Regions from separate parts of the Homo sapiens genome. Here region 2 is linked to region 1. Evidence: chromatin contacts called from ENCODE Hi-C or POLR2A ChIA-PET data. All regions are on one chromosome and are shown on one strand. Each heading gives the region's core, a stretch centred on a gene start or an enhancer-like site at or near the end of the contact. The rest is flanking DNA. Distances are from core to core; before and after follow the strand shown. Region 1 overlaps MITF (melanocyte inducing transcription factor). Region 2 overlaps MITF (melanocyte inducing transcription factor).

Region 1 (6,424 bases), core at 1,509-4,008:
TCAGAGTTAATAGCCTTAATGGTTTTGAATGGTCCCAAGTGATTCTCCAGCAGTGTGTCATTAGTGAACGGGGAGGATTCTACAGATAGGATGCAACACACACATAGCTGCTTCAGCCATCATAGATTTAAGAGAATACCTATAGCCCTCTTAAATTTAGCTAAGGAAATTGAGAATACTGGAAAGTAAGTGTTACCATTGCAGTAAATGCTAAAATATTTTTCAACAGTTCTAGTAGTTTTCCTTTTTTGTTTTTTTGAAATACTTCCATGTGAAATTAATGCCATTTAAAAATGGCACCAGCATTCAGAACTTGAATCATCCCAAATTCTCTAGCAAATGAATTAAAATGTGACATGGGGTTCATGTTGATTAACAGATGTGTGTAGAGAATTGGACTGGGTAGCCTGCCATCGCGATGCATGCTTGATGCATGAGAGGGATTGCTAAGATTGGGAATGGAAAACTTTTCTACTTTTCCATTTATGTGTGTGTTGGGCTATAAAGCTCTAAATTAGACTGGAAATTGGTGATGCATTTGGAGATCGTTGGTTTTTAATTTTCATCAATTAGGATTGATGTATGTCTTTTAAGTTTGGACAAGTTGTTCTTTGTGGATGATTTTGCTATTTCAGGTACTGGTGGGGTAAGAGTAGCCTGGATGCAAACCTTTATTGGGTTCTTAAACATGAAAGAGCATAAACTGCTTATGTTAGTTTGGGTCTGGTTGAATGTTATTAATTTTTTTTCCTTGATGGCCAGGCCAAATATTATGTAGTTTTAATATCTACCCTTGGTTCCTACTGCCTTATTTTTGGGCACTCTTAATATCTTCCTTTATATATCTGTCATTAAGTTATAATTGAAGCTTCATGTTTTATATTTAGAATGGTGCATGGAGGCTCAGCTGTGCCAGCCATTCAGGCCTAATGGCAAATGTTGGTTCATGCCAGAAAGTTTTTGGAGTCTAGTCTCTTTTTTGGGATGTCCAATCTAAGCAAACCATCCTTTTCTGTCTTAAGCTGAGGGGCACAGGGAAGCAATTTAGAAGTGATTTCCACTTCTGTGCATGTGACAGCATCTTGTTTCTGATAAAAATTATTTACTTGCTAGTTCACTCTTTAACCCAGAGAGTCATGCAGCCTTAAAAGGGATTGCTTTGACAAGTCTTTATGTCACTTCATTCCTTAGTTTACTGACTTCCATGCGGAGTATCAGTGAGTGTCAGTTAAAAGTGGGTACATAGTGATAGTAGATGACACCCATGCCACCAGCTGCTTCCTATGGGCTGCCAGATGCTAGCAAACGTTTCACAGCTCTTGAATTCTCTGGATTTGGGCCACTCTTGAACTCTATCCATCAATCCATACACCCACTTATTGAGCTAATATTTATTGAGGTTTTACTATGTTTCAGGAAGTTGTCTAGGTATGAGGAATACAGCAGGGCACCAAACTGTTGAAAATCTTTGTATTCATGGAACTTACATGGGCAAGCAGATGTAGAAATAAATATGTGAATGAGTAAAATGCATAATATGCTAAATGCTGGTAAGTGTTATAGAGAACGATAAAGCATGGCTGGGTTTGGGGTGACTTGTAATTTAAAACTGAGTGGACAAGGACTGCCTCACTGAGAAAATGACATTTGAGAAAAGACCCAAAGAAGATGAGGGAGTCATGCCAGTATTTGGGGGCAAAGCACAGCAGACAGAAGGAAGAGTAAGTACATAGTATCTGGACAGGAGTGAGTCTACTTCAGTAACAGCATCATGGCCACAGCGGCTGGACCAGGCTGAGCAAAGTGGGGAGTTCCAGGAATGGCAGGAGGTGGGGTCAGTGAAGGAATGGGATTGGGGCAGAGGCAGACACTGTAAGGGTTTGCAAAGACTTTGCCTTTTACTCATTAAAAATTGGGAGCCGTTGCAGATTTCTAGCTAAAGGAGTAGCATGATCTGATTAATTCAGGTAGCAGCCCAGTGTGGTGGGGGAAAACAGGGGTCTGTGAATTTGGAGATCATGTAAACCACGGTTTTGTCACTAGGTAGGGGCAAATAAATTCAGCATCCTTAGCTTCAATTTTATTCCTTCTTATAAAACAATGCTTGTGGGTTGGATAGTTTTTCATGACCTTCCAGGTTTTGATACTGTTACCCTGGATTAGTTGCCTTCCTGTGAGTATTTCATGTGTATGGCTGATTACATTTCTCCTTGAGTATGCATAGCTGGACCACAGATTTGTAAATTATCTTTCTGTGCTTTATTTACTTAAAAAATTTTCCATAAACATCTCAAATTGAAAACTATGAAGCATTAATACTTCTATATATTGATGTTAAAGGTTGCTTGAAGGCTAAATGGTAAGGGTAAACACAGATTATAAGCTTTATCACTAGCCTTAATACTATTTTTTGTTATAGAAAATAGAATTGATTTGTAGAGTATTGCACTGAGCTATCAGTTGGGATACAGTGATAAATAAGACACAGCGTCTTAAGGAATTGAGTAGGAGGAGAGATTCCTGGATAAGACAGTAACTCATAAAGTGTTGTTAATGGAGGAGACAGTCCTGGTTAAGACAGTACCCTACAAAATGGTGTTAATGGCAGAAAAGAGGGCCAGAAGCCATGACTAGGTGCAGGCCCATGGGAGCACAGGCAGACTAATATTCAGGTATGTCTTCATACCAATATCCTTTAAAAATGTTTAATATTTTCAACAACCAGTTAGACCTAGTGCCACACATGCTAGGAGGTGCCAGAGGCCTGGCAGGCTTTCTTCTACAGCCCTGAGCAATTTGGCTCTGCCCCAAAGTTGCATCATGATGTTTGGCACACCAAGGTCTGGTAAGTAACTCTTATTAGAAGATGGTTTAGGGACCGTCTTTTATTATTCAAGAATGTCCTTTGGACATCTTAATCTTCTCCCTTCCACCAGAATATTTCTTCTACTTCCTGTGATGTTATAGTGCTCCTTCTAGACTGGTACCCCAGGTAGCAGGATGGCTAGTCAGTTTCTGTATTTCCTCTGTGGAGAAGTATTGCTTTAGTCTTACCTTGTCTTCAGGCCTCCAGTATGAACTCTGTTGGGAGTCACGTGGAGCCCTAGTCATTTTATCCACTGACGCAATGTATTCCTTGTGTTCTGTTAACTGGCTTCTTGGGCAGCCTAGGAGTATTCTAAGTTTCCAGGTCAAAGATTCTGGAAGCAACTTTCCAAGAGGTAGAAGGGCTGCCACTTTCCCAGACTTTCCCCTTCAACTGAGGCTCCCTGTGTATGTTGGGGTGTGGGGTGCTAGAGGCCTTGCTGCTGAGGAAAGTTGCCATGGTTACCAGCACCGTGGCTCTCGGAAGGAGGAGGCTAGCATGTTAGCACCTCAGCTGTCCTGTGGTAATGCTTAGGGGGCAAATGACCATACCAATGAGCACTGTTAGAGCTGGAGGGGAAACTGAGGTTCAGAAGTTGACGCTGGAAACAGGAACCAAGAGCCCTTGACTTTCACATTGCATTGCTTCCTTTCAGTTATTTTACACCTCAGGCCTTCACACACATTCTTCCTGCCATCTTGAACATTTTCCTGCCATTCTTCTGTTTTCTTTCTACTCATCCTTTAGTCTCCACTTAAAGGTTGCTTCCCAACCCACCTCCTTGCCCCTCATCTGAATTAGGTTACCATGCTTTTCTTTTATGGTTTCCTAATCTTATCCTTCATGCTGTTTACATAATTATTCTATATGCATCCGTATGTTCAGTGTTTGTTTCCCTACTCCAAAGGGCCAAGGAGCACAGCTGTTTTGTTCTCCATTTTATTCTCAGAGGTTAAGCCAGGCTGTAACACAGATAGGCAGTGTATGACTCCATAAGTGAAAGGGTAAATGACTGGAAAGAAGACTGGTTTTCTCTCACCTATTTATGTGAAATGTCTCTGCCTGTCTCAGCTGAGGGTAACAACTGTTATTGGTTTTGTGTATTATTGAGGATACAGAAGATGTGATTCTTGTCTCTAACATCACCAAGTCTGTGGCCTTCTGGAATTTTATTAAGGGTTGTCTCTGCAAAAACCAAAACCCAATGATACACACAAATCAGCATTCTTTAATTGGTATAGGCTTGACACGAGGGGCTGTGATTTGTCAATTTATTTTACAATATTTGCATTTTTATTTCTTAATTCTGTTTCCAGAAATGAGCTTTAATGCCATTTGGATCCCCCATTCTTTTTATTAAAAATGAATAGAGAAAATACCACTTTTCATTAATAGGATTCATAATCCTTTTTTGGAGGGATTTGTTTTGGCTTGTGTAATGGAACTTTTAAGAGGGTAGGCATAGAAAACTGACTGGGACTCTTTGTAGAAGAAAGAGCAGAGTTACCTACTGTGTGTAAAAAAGAAAAGCAGGAACAGTGGACTTTCTTTATTTCTAAAACTAAACTGCCCTAATTGTTCATATCAAAAGATGGGCTTTTCCCAAGCTCGGTTGGCATTTTTAATTTACAGAGAAAGCGTGCATTGTTTTGCAGTGTGCATTGCGGTTACATTGGCTCCCAGAAGATTAGCTCAAAGGTATCTATGAATAGTCACACCCTAAATTATATGAACTGAAGAGTTTTAAAGAGGTGGAAAATCTGATGCATGCTATTTCCCAGACATTCATGCCTTAGGAAAATAACTAGGGAAGTGGGAGAGTGAAACTTAGAAGTTGCTACTTTATATTCACCAATGTGGCACTTGTAAACTGTGTGACCCTGGGCCACTGAATTAACTTCTGTAAGCCTCAGAATTGTAAAGTGGAGATAAAAATACCAGCTACCTTCAGAATTATTGTGAGGATTTCATGAGATAATATATGAAAAGTGTCACAATGCCCAGCACATTATAAATGCCTTATAGGTAGGGGATAGTACACTACATAGGATAATAGTTAAGGGCACAGACTCTGGAGGGCCTGGCTTCTGAATCCTGGACTTGCACTCAGGGGTGGGGCCATCTTGGGCTGGTTACTTGACATTTGCGTGTTTGAGTTTCCTCATATGCACAATGGAGATAGTAATAATACCTGCTACATAGGGTTATTATGAAGATTAACTGAGTTAGTATGTGTCAAGTGTTGATAACAACTTGTGGTTCATGGTAAGTGCTATATATACGTTTGTTGCGATGAAGAAGTCTGGGTCTTGCAGACAGTTAGTCTGCAAGTTCTTGAACCAGACTTCATAATGTACCAAGTATGTTGAGCTTCAATTTTCTCTTTTTGTAATATGCGGATGATTCTAGTTATAATGTCAATTTTTATGAGAAATCGGTGAGATAATGCATATGTAAAGTGCTCAGCATAGGATTTGGAACATGGAAAATACTCACTACTCATAGCAAAGACTTTTCTTGTAATTGCTACTACCATTACTATGATTATTTCCATTATTTTTAGTCCTACTATGAATATGCCTCTGGCTTATATAGAACTTATATTCGAAGTGAATTCCACAAACACTCTGTGGAAATAAAAAGGATTAATATGTAGAAAATAATGTTGAGAGTAATGTTACTGTTGGTGTATTTCTATAAATGGAGCTGTTTCAGCAAATTGAAAAATATCCAGTAAAAGTCTTATAATCATGCATTTGCAATTTTGCAGATCACAAAAGATCAGAGTTAGTCAGGGTCAGTGTTGGGTGGACAGTTTTATATTCATGGAAAATGACTCATAGGAAACATCAGGAACTAAAATTTCCAAAATAAAAAAAAATTAAAAAGTCATCATATAAACTGTGTTTAAGTCAAGTCTATTTCCTATCTTAACTGAGATTATGTTCATGGAGTAAAGTTTTGACATGGTCTAAATTTCAATGTTATATCTTGTTTGTGGCATCACTGGAAATGAATAAGTCCTGATTCCAGTGATGGTAACATTTTCCACTTTAGTCATTTGGGTCATTGTTGCTACAATATCCATATTTAAACCTGTGTGTTGTTTTGCAATATATCTTTAAGTTCAACTTCCTTTTTTGTTTCAAGTGACTAGGGAAGAAAAAACAGTGATTATAATACAGAGTACAAATGATGTTTGAGAAAAGCAGGGCTTTGAGTAGCATTGGTCCTGAAGTCCTCTGTGTTTTAATGAAGGGTGGGAGCTTGCACTGAGAAGTCAGGTGTGCAGAGAAGTGCTAATGGTCGCATCAAGGCCTGGATGTCAGATCCTTTCAAGTCAAAATATGGAAGTGCTGATGAAATTCCTAGATTATATGATCTAGAAGGACAAGTCAAGTTATCCCATCAAAAATATATGGGGGAACTTCCGCTAGGCATGTGCATATCTCTGATAACAGTATGCCATGGTTGGAAGGCGGGAACCTGGAAGGGAAGATAAATTCAAGTTCAGTATCACTGGGGCCATAGAATGAAGTACTTTTTAAGCCATGGTAA
Region 2 (6,424 bases), core at 2,875-5,374, 45 kb after region 1:
ACGTGATGTTTCTTCTGCTTCTGCCACTTCGGAGTCTGCAAGACCAAACTCCCTCTTCCTTCTCCCCCTCAGCCTACTCAACATGAAGATGATGAGGATGAAGACCTTTTTGATGATCCACTTTCACTTAATGATTAGTAAATATCTTTTCTTTCTTGTGATTTTCTTAATAACATTTTCTTTTCTCCGGCTTACTTTATTGTAAGAATACAGTGCACAATAAATGTAATATACAAAATATGTGTTAATTGACTATTTATATTATTGGTAAGCCTTCTGATCAACAGAAGGCTATTCCCCGTTGAGTAAGTTTTGGAGAGAGTCAAAAGTTATATGTGGATTTTTGACTGTGTGTGTGGGGTAGGGGAGTTGGCATCCCTAACCCCTACATTGTTCAAGGGTCAACTGTATTTTATTGAATGCTAGTCATTGTGAATGTTATGCTGTGTGTCTCTGGATTTTATCATTTTGTAAGGAGTGTTGAATTTTGTTCTGGAAAGTGGATCATTTCCTTGGGATCAGCTTGATTCTTTCAAGGGCTGTCTTTAAATTTTCTGAGAGTGGATCTAAAGTCGTCTTATTGTAGGCTTAGTTTAGCCCTATACCCAAGTGTGGTCTTTCTGGGATCTCTACAGAACACTCCTGGTGTTTAAAGAAGTCTCTCCACTTCTGCAGGTTGGAACTTGAATGTTTCCCAGCCCTTGATGAGCTCTGAAAGTTGTTCAGTTTATAACTTTATTACAGATGCTCTCTTCCTGGTAGTCATTCTTTCTCTAGTAGTTGCTGTTTGCCCAGGACAGTGACATCTCACCCTCTGCATATACACATTACTATTCAGCCAAAGACTCAGGGACACACCTAGAAAGACTTCTAGGTCTCTTCCTTTGTTGTACTGTGGCCTGCATATTCCAGCCATCTCATTCTCCCCAAATGTAAACCGTTTCTTTCCATGTCATTGAGACTCCTCTGTGCTGCTCAGGTTCCTTCTCTCTGCTGCACCATCTGGAAAGTATTTCTAGACAGAAAGCATAGGTGATCACACTGCTCATCTCATTTGTTTTTCTTCCTTTGGGAACCACAGTCGTGAACTGTTGTTTAATAACTGAAAACTCTTGTTTCATATATTTTTGTCTGATTTTCTAGTTGATTGTAGTGGGAGAAATAATCTGGTACCAGCTGCTTTTCATGGCTGAAGTGTAATTTACTCTAACAATTTTTATGTAAGACCAGGGGTTTGAGAATCAGACATGTGGACTTCGGATTTGGTTCCCAGCATTTGCTAAGTTTTGATCTTTGGCAATTAGTTAACATCTCTCTGACTTAGCTGCTTTATTGTAAAATGGGCATGGTAGTACCTAATTCATAGGGGTTTATGAGCATTATTTGTGATAGTGCAAGTAAAATGCTTAGTATAGTTCCTTACACATATTAAGGCTCATTCATTGATGATGATGATGATGTTGATAATGGTGGTGGTGGTCGTGGTATTCAGCTGTCTGTATTTTCACTATAAGTGAGGATGTTACATAGAAAAAAATGCTTTTGTTATGTTACAAAGTGAAAGTGCTGCAAGTCTTGTGGCAGTTAATTGTCACAAATGTGATAGGATCAAGGAGAGCTTAGACACTCTTCCTTTTCACTGCTTGCAGAACAGTCACAGAAGTTACAGAAAAATTCATTGATGACTTCTGGGTGTGGTAGCCAGAAGAGTTGATGCTTTTTCTGAAAATACTCATATAAGTTTAGGGATACAAAGCTCCTGAAGACTGTATTTAAAATGCCTTTAAAAGTGAACCTGATTATATCTTTAATGTTTTGCTTTTTAAGCTGTGTGGTGCAAACATAGGTGTGTTTATTATTATTTTTTATTCTATTTGATATTTTGATATACCTGAAATGGTTCATAATTTTCCAAACCTGTCTCACCCCCTCAAAAGCAGGCCTTTTTCCAGAGTCAGTCTGTGCTATAAGTCTAATCTGTTAACATTTGAGTGGATCAAATCTTAAAACCATGAGATAGCTTCTCATTAGTACTAGTGTACGTATTTGAGAAATTGTTGAATTAAACATGCAAGTTGCAGTATGATGTGTACAATGGTACTACTCAGGTAAAATTTTAAAATATGTAGAACATTACTGTATACTCTGGATGGATGTGTGTGTGGTGTGTGTGTGTGTGCATGAAAAACTTGGTTTGGAAAGAAACATGAAGTTTAGGAAAACAATTATTTTCTGAGAAAAGAGATGGGAGGGAGAGCAGGCAAGAATTCAAAATAGTCTTAAATTGAATCCATCATATATTATTTCTGAAAAAAAATGAATCAAATATTCCAGATAACATTTTAGAATCTGAATGGTGCATGTATGGGTATGTTATATTCTTCTTTGTATTTTTCTATATGTTTGATACTTGTCTTAAAAATAAATGTAATAACAATAATGTACAAGTTGGTAATGGAATTAAAACTTTTGGCTCTAGGGGCTTGGTTCATGTTTGATCAATATCAAGCCTTTTGGGGTTATCTTCAGGAATGTGATTGTAATATCCTGCATTGTGTCTTACTCTGGGACAACCTCAGAATGTAAAGTTATACTTAGGAGTCCAGAACACCTTCCTTTTGTAAACACATATGCATTAGATATTGTTAGGATAAAACTTCGCTGATGGTTTTATCAGCGATAAACTTCATACTTAGGTATGAAGTATGAATATTTAATGCAGTATGAAGTTTGAATATTGTAATGCAGGGACTTTTTCCTGGGCCAGTCTATACTCTTAAGTCTAATCTGTTCCCCTTTGAGTGGATCAACTCTTAAAACCCTTAAATAGCTTCTCATCAGTAGGACAAAGTTCATGCAACTTAAGGGGACCTAGGAAGCCTGCTTCCCCTTTTCCCCTGTTGCTCCTCCCACCATCCTTTTTTCTTTCTTTCTGTTATCCAACTATACTAGACTTTTTATCCTTCTTCTGTTTCCTCTTAGGTGTCCTGTTCATTCTCTTGAGGAGGCATTGATTTCCCCTTTCCTCTTTAACTCCGTCCCTATCCCTCAGTTTTTCTAGTGGACCGCTCTACATCAGTCAAATCTTAGCTTCAGTATCCCAGTGTAACCACGTAAGTTCCACTACTGTATGCTTTCTACAATTTTCCAATATTAATGCTCATATCCTCACTGTTATTACTCACATGCCCACCTTTCCAGTCTTCAATTTAAGCCCTATTAGGAAGAAACCATGTTTATCTCCATTTCTCTAGCACCTATGTAGCATTTATAATATAAGCACTAAATAAATATTTGTTGAATGAAAACATGAATTAAGTACAGTTTGGGCTTCTGATGAATATATACTCACTAGATACTTAAAATTTTTAATGGAAAATACTGGATTTAAAGAAAACTTTTATGAATATTTTAATGAACATTTTCATAAAATATTGAGAGGATTTATGGTCAAAGATATATTTTTAAATTGGAGAAGTAAAGTGTTTACTCACAAGGAAAGCAATGCTAGAGTCCCATGGGCATTAACAGGTTAATTTTCTTCTTTAAATAAATTAATTAAAATTTTTATTACTAATACACGTGTATGGAAACAATCAAAGAGGACTGAAGTGTTTAAAATGAAAAGCAGTAATCATATGCTTCAGTGTTCCTCAGTTCTATCTGATTAATAAGTTAAAACTTTAATAAGATTCACCTTCAAGAAGAAAAATGTGCATGAACAAAAACAACTATAGTTGTTGAGTTGAAGGTAGAATGGGAATAAAGCCTCACACTAAAGGGGCTTTTTAAGTCATGATTTGTTTTTAAAAATGCCATCTGAAGGGCACAGTGATTCCTCCAGTGTTAGCTTGTGTTTTCTATAACCTTCTTCCTCAAAGGCCCATCCTAAAAAAGATTCAGCTTTGCTTTTTTGCCCCTCTTTCCAAAGACAGGATCTCAAAAAATGGTAACTAATTTAAGCCCTGCTAAATGTCCAGATGCAGCACCTGGGAAAAATGAAGTTCAGAAGTTCAGAATTTGGAAGCGCTTAAGCTAGAAGAATCTTCTTGCTGTGGTTGCATGTCTGGTTCTGGAAGCTAGTAACTTCTTTCAGGCAGGCATTGTTCCATTAGAACAGATGGCCCGAAGTGTGGCTGTGCCAGAGAGCAGAGACCAAGTGTGAACTTGTCCAGGAAGTTGAAACACTTCTCAGAATATCTTCTTCTCCTGGTAATAGCCGTGCCATTGCAACTAGAACTTTCTGGGTTGGAAGAGTGAACTCAACAAAACAAAACAAAACAAAACAAACAAACAAACAAAAACTACAAAAAAACCATGAGACTGGGTGCCATGGCTCATGCCTGTAACCTGTAATCCCAGCACTTTGGGAGGCTGAGGCAGGTGGATCACTTGAGGTCAGGAGTTCCAGACCAGCCTGGCCAACATGGTGAAACCTCGTCTCTACTAAAAAAAAGTACAAAAAAAGCTGGGAGTGATGGTGCATGCCTGTATTCCCAGCTACCTGGGAGGCTAAGGCAGGGGAATCGCTTGAACCCGGGAGGTGGAGGTTGCAGTTAGCCAAAGTTGCACCATTGCACTCCAGCCTGGGTGACAAGTGAGACTCTGTCTCAAAAAACAAACAAACAAACAAAAACATAAAAGCTAGAGTTAGAGCATTGATGTCCAATGTGGTAGCTATTGAACCCTTGAAATGTGGCTAGCCCAAATTGAGACGTACTGTATGTGTGAAATGCACACCAGACCTCATAGATTTCATATGAAAAAGGAAAGTAAAATATCTTGTTAACAATTTTTAATATAGATTCGTTTTGAATTATGTTTTGGGTAAATAAGGTAGTAAAATTGACTTCACGTGCTTCATTTTGTTTTTCTTTTTAATGTGGCTACTAGAAAATTGAAATATACATGTGTGGCTCATTTTGTATTTCTATTAGACGGTGCTGCTTTTGAGAGAAACTTTACCAGGGATGTTCATGGAACTCTGTCCAAGTTACACTTTGATGTGACTCTTTACTCTGGAGTAGATCAGATATGGAATCCAAACCTTGGAATTTCTAAGTTAGCTTCTTAGTAACTTACAGTTTAAATGTAGCAATGAAAACAAGAGTAGGATTTTTTTTTTTCAGTTGTAAAAGAAATTTCTAGAAACTAAGAGCTTTACAGAGCTTAAAATTTATTCTCATTGTTTTATTTTTAAACTCTAAGTTTCTGCCAGGACAAAAATGTTCAGTTCTTTTTGGATTCTGATGGCCTGGTAAAACTTCTTTGTAAACCTAGGGGATGTGATAGAATTGGCACAGGAGAAAATTAATTTGGTTGGGATCCATGAATGGAATGGAGGTGATGTGCAGGCCTTGCAGTCTGTTGTAATCAATCATTATAGAAGTTTTGCTGCGATGCTGGCCTGCCCAACACTCTGCACTTTGGGCAACATCGTGAAAAGATATCTTCCTGTAGATCCCTGCTCTGGTGCAATACAAGTGTCAACATAGAAATAGAATGTGTGTTATTATAGGCCACATATATACACATTCAATAAAATGTCTCAGCATTTACTCGTGTGTGTGTGTGTGTGTATGTGTCTGTGTGTGTGTTCTGGAAAAAAGTTAAATGAGATTTTCCACAACTTTTTAAAAAAATTTCAGCCTCGTTGTAGGATATTTTCCAAACCCACATTTTCCAGCAATTTGAGCCCCAAACTTATAGCAATGAGGCACTTTCTTGACAAAGGTGAGTCAAAAACAGGAACCCTTTGATTCTGTTTGTCACATGATGCTGGATGTTATAAAATAATAATAGCAAGGAGTTCATTTCTTTCCCTTTGATCGTCAGACTTTTAGCTGCTTCACTTCCATTGCTAAAGCCAGGAATTCAGAAGTGTAGGTCAGATGCTGTGCGTAGAAAATGCATTTGGGAGCATACACATTAAATGGGTTATAAATAGTATCTGCCCTGACAATGCTGGAATTTTCTCAGCTTTTAGAGACATTGAAGTCTTTGTTTTGTGGGTTGCTGCCCTCCACCCCCAACCCCCTAAGCTTGAGTCATAAAGCCTGAAAAACTAATGAGGTTGCTGAAACTTAAAATCTAATTGGTAGGATGTATGGAAAACAATGAGAGATGGCAGAAACCGTACACTTCGATTCAAGTTGGCTTCTCTGTTGCAGCATTGCAACTTGCTCACTTTGCATTTTATTGTTCCAGGTCCTTGAATTAATTTTTTCCTTCAATAGGATCAAATTAGACCTAGATTTAAAAAAAACTCATAAGTAGATAACCATCAAGGCTAATATTAGGATCCTAAAGTCTTCATTTAGAAAAGGAAAAAAAAAAACTAAAAAAAAAAAAAAAAGCAAAAGTTCAAACGGGATTTTCTTTTTAATTTTAAAATTTTATTTTATTATGCTTTTTGAGACTGAGT

The links. A loop is a pair of places that touch in the nucleus more often than their neighbours do. ChIA-PET counts read pairs that join two places held with the same protein, here RNA polymerase II (POLR2A). Pooled maps may share reads with other maps.
Region 2: a loop to region 1 is called in a pooled map, with 2.0 times the contacts of the local background. The contact joins two enhancer-like sites. A Hi-C loop is called at or near these places in 1 of 168 maps with a recorded cell type or tissue (endothelial cell of umbilical vein) and 1 of 50 pooled maps. POLR2A ChIA-PET finds 5 or more read pairs at or near these places in 2 of 52 experiments (BJ and H1).

What each region holds. Positions count from the first base shown.
Region 1 is chr3:69,771,441-69,777,864 of GRCh38, forward strand. The region is part of intron 1 of MITF (melanocyte inducing transcription factor); the gene reads left to right. Among named protein-coding and RNA genes, the nearest start is that of MITF, 35 kb to the left of the region's middle. Within about 2 kb of position 2,759, at least 4 of the 41 ENCODE cell types and tissues checked have a DNase peak (open chromatin) inside an H3K27ac peak, as active enhancers do.
Region 2 is chr3:69,815,352-69,821,775 of GRCh38, forward strand. All of the region lies in intron 1 of MITF (melanocyte inducing transcription factor), which reads left to right. Among named protein-coding and RNA genes, the nearest start is that of MITF, 79 kb to the left of the region's middle. Within about 2 kb of position 4,125, at least 4 of the 41 ENCODE cell types and tissues checked have a DNase peak (open chromatin) inside an H3K27ac peak, as active enhancers do.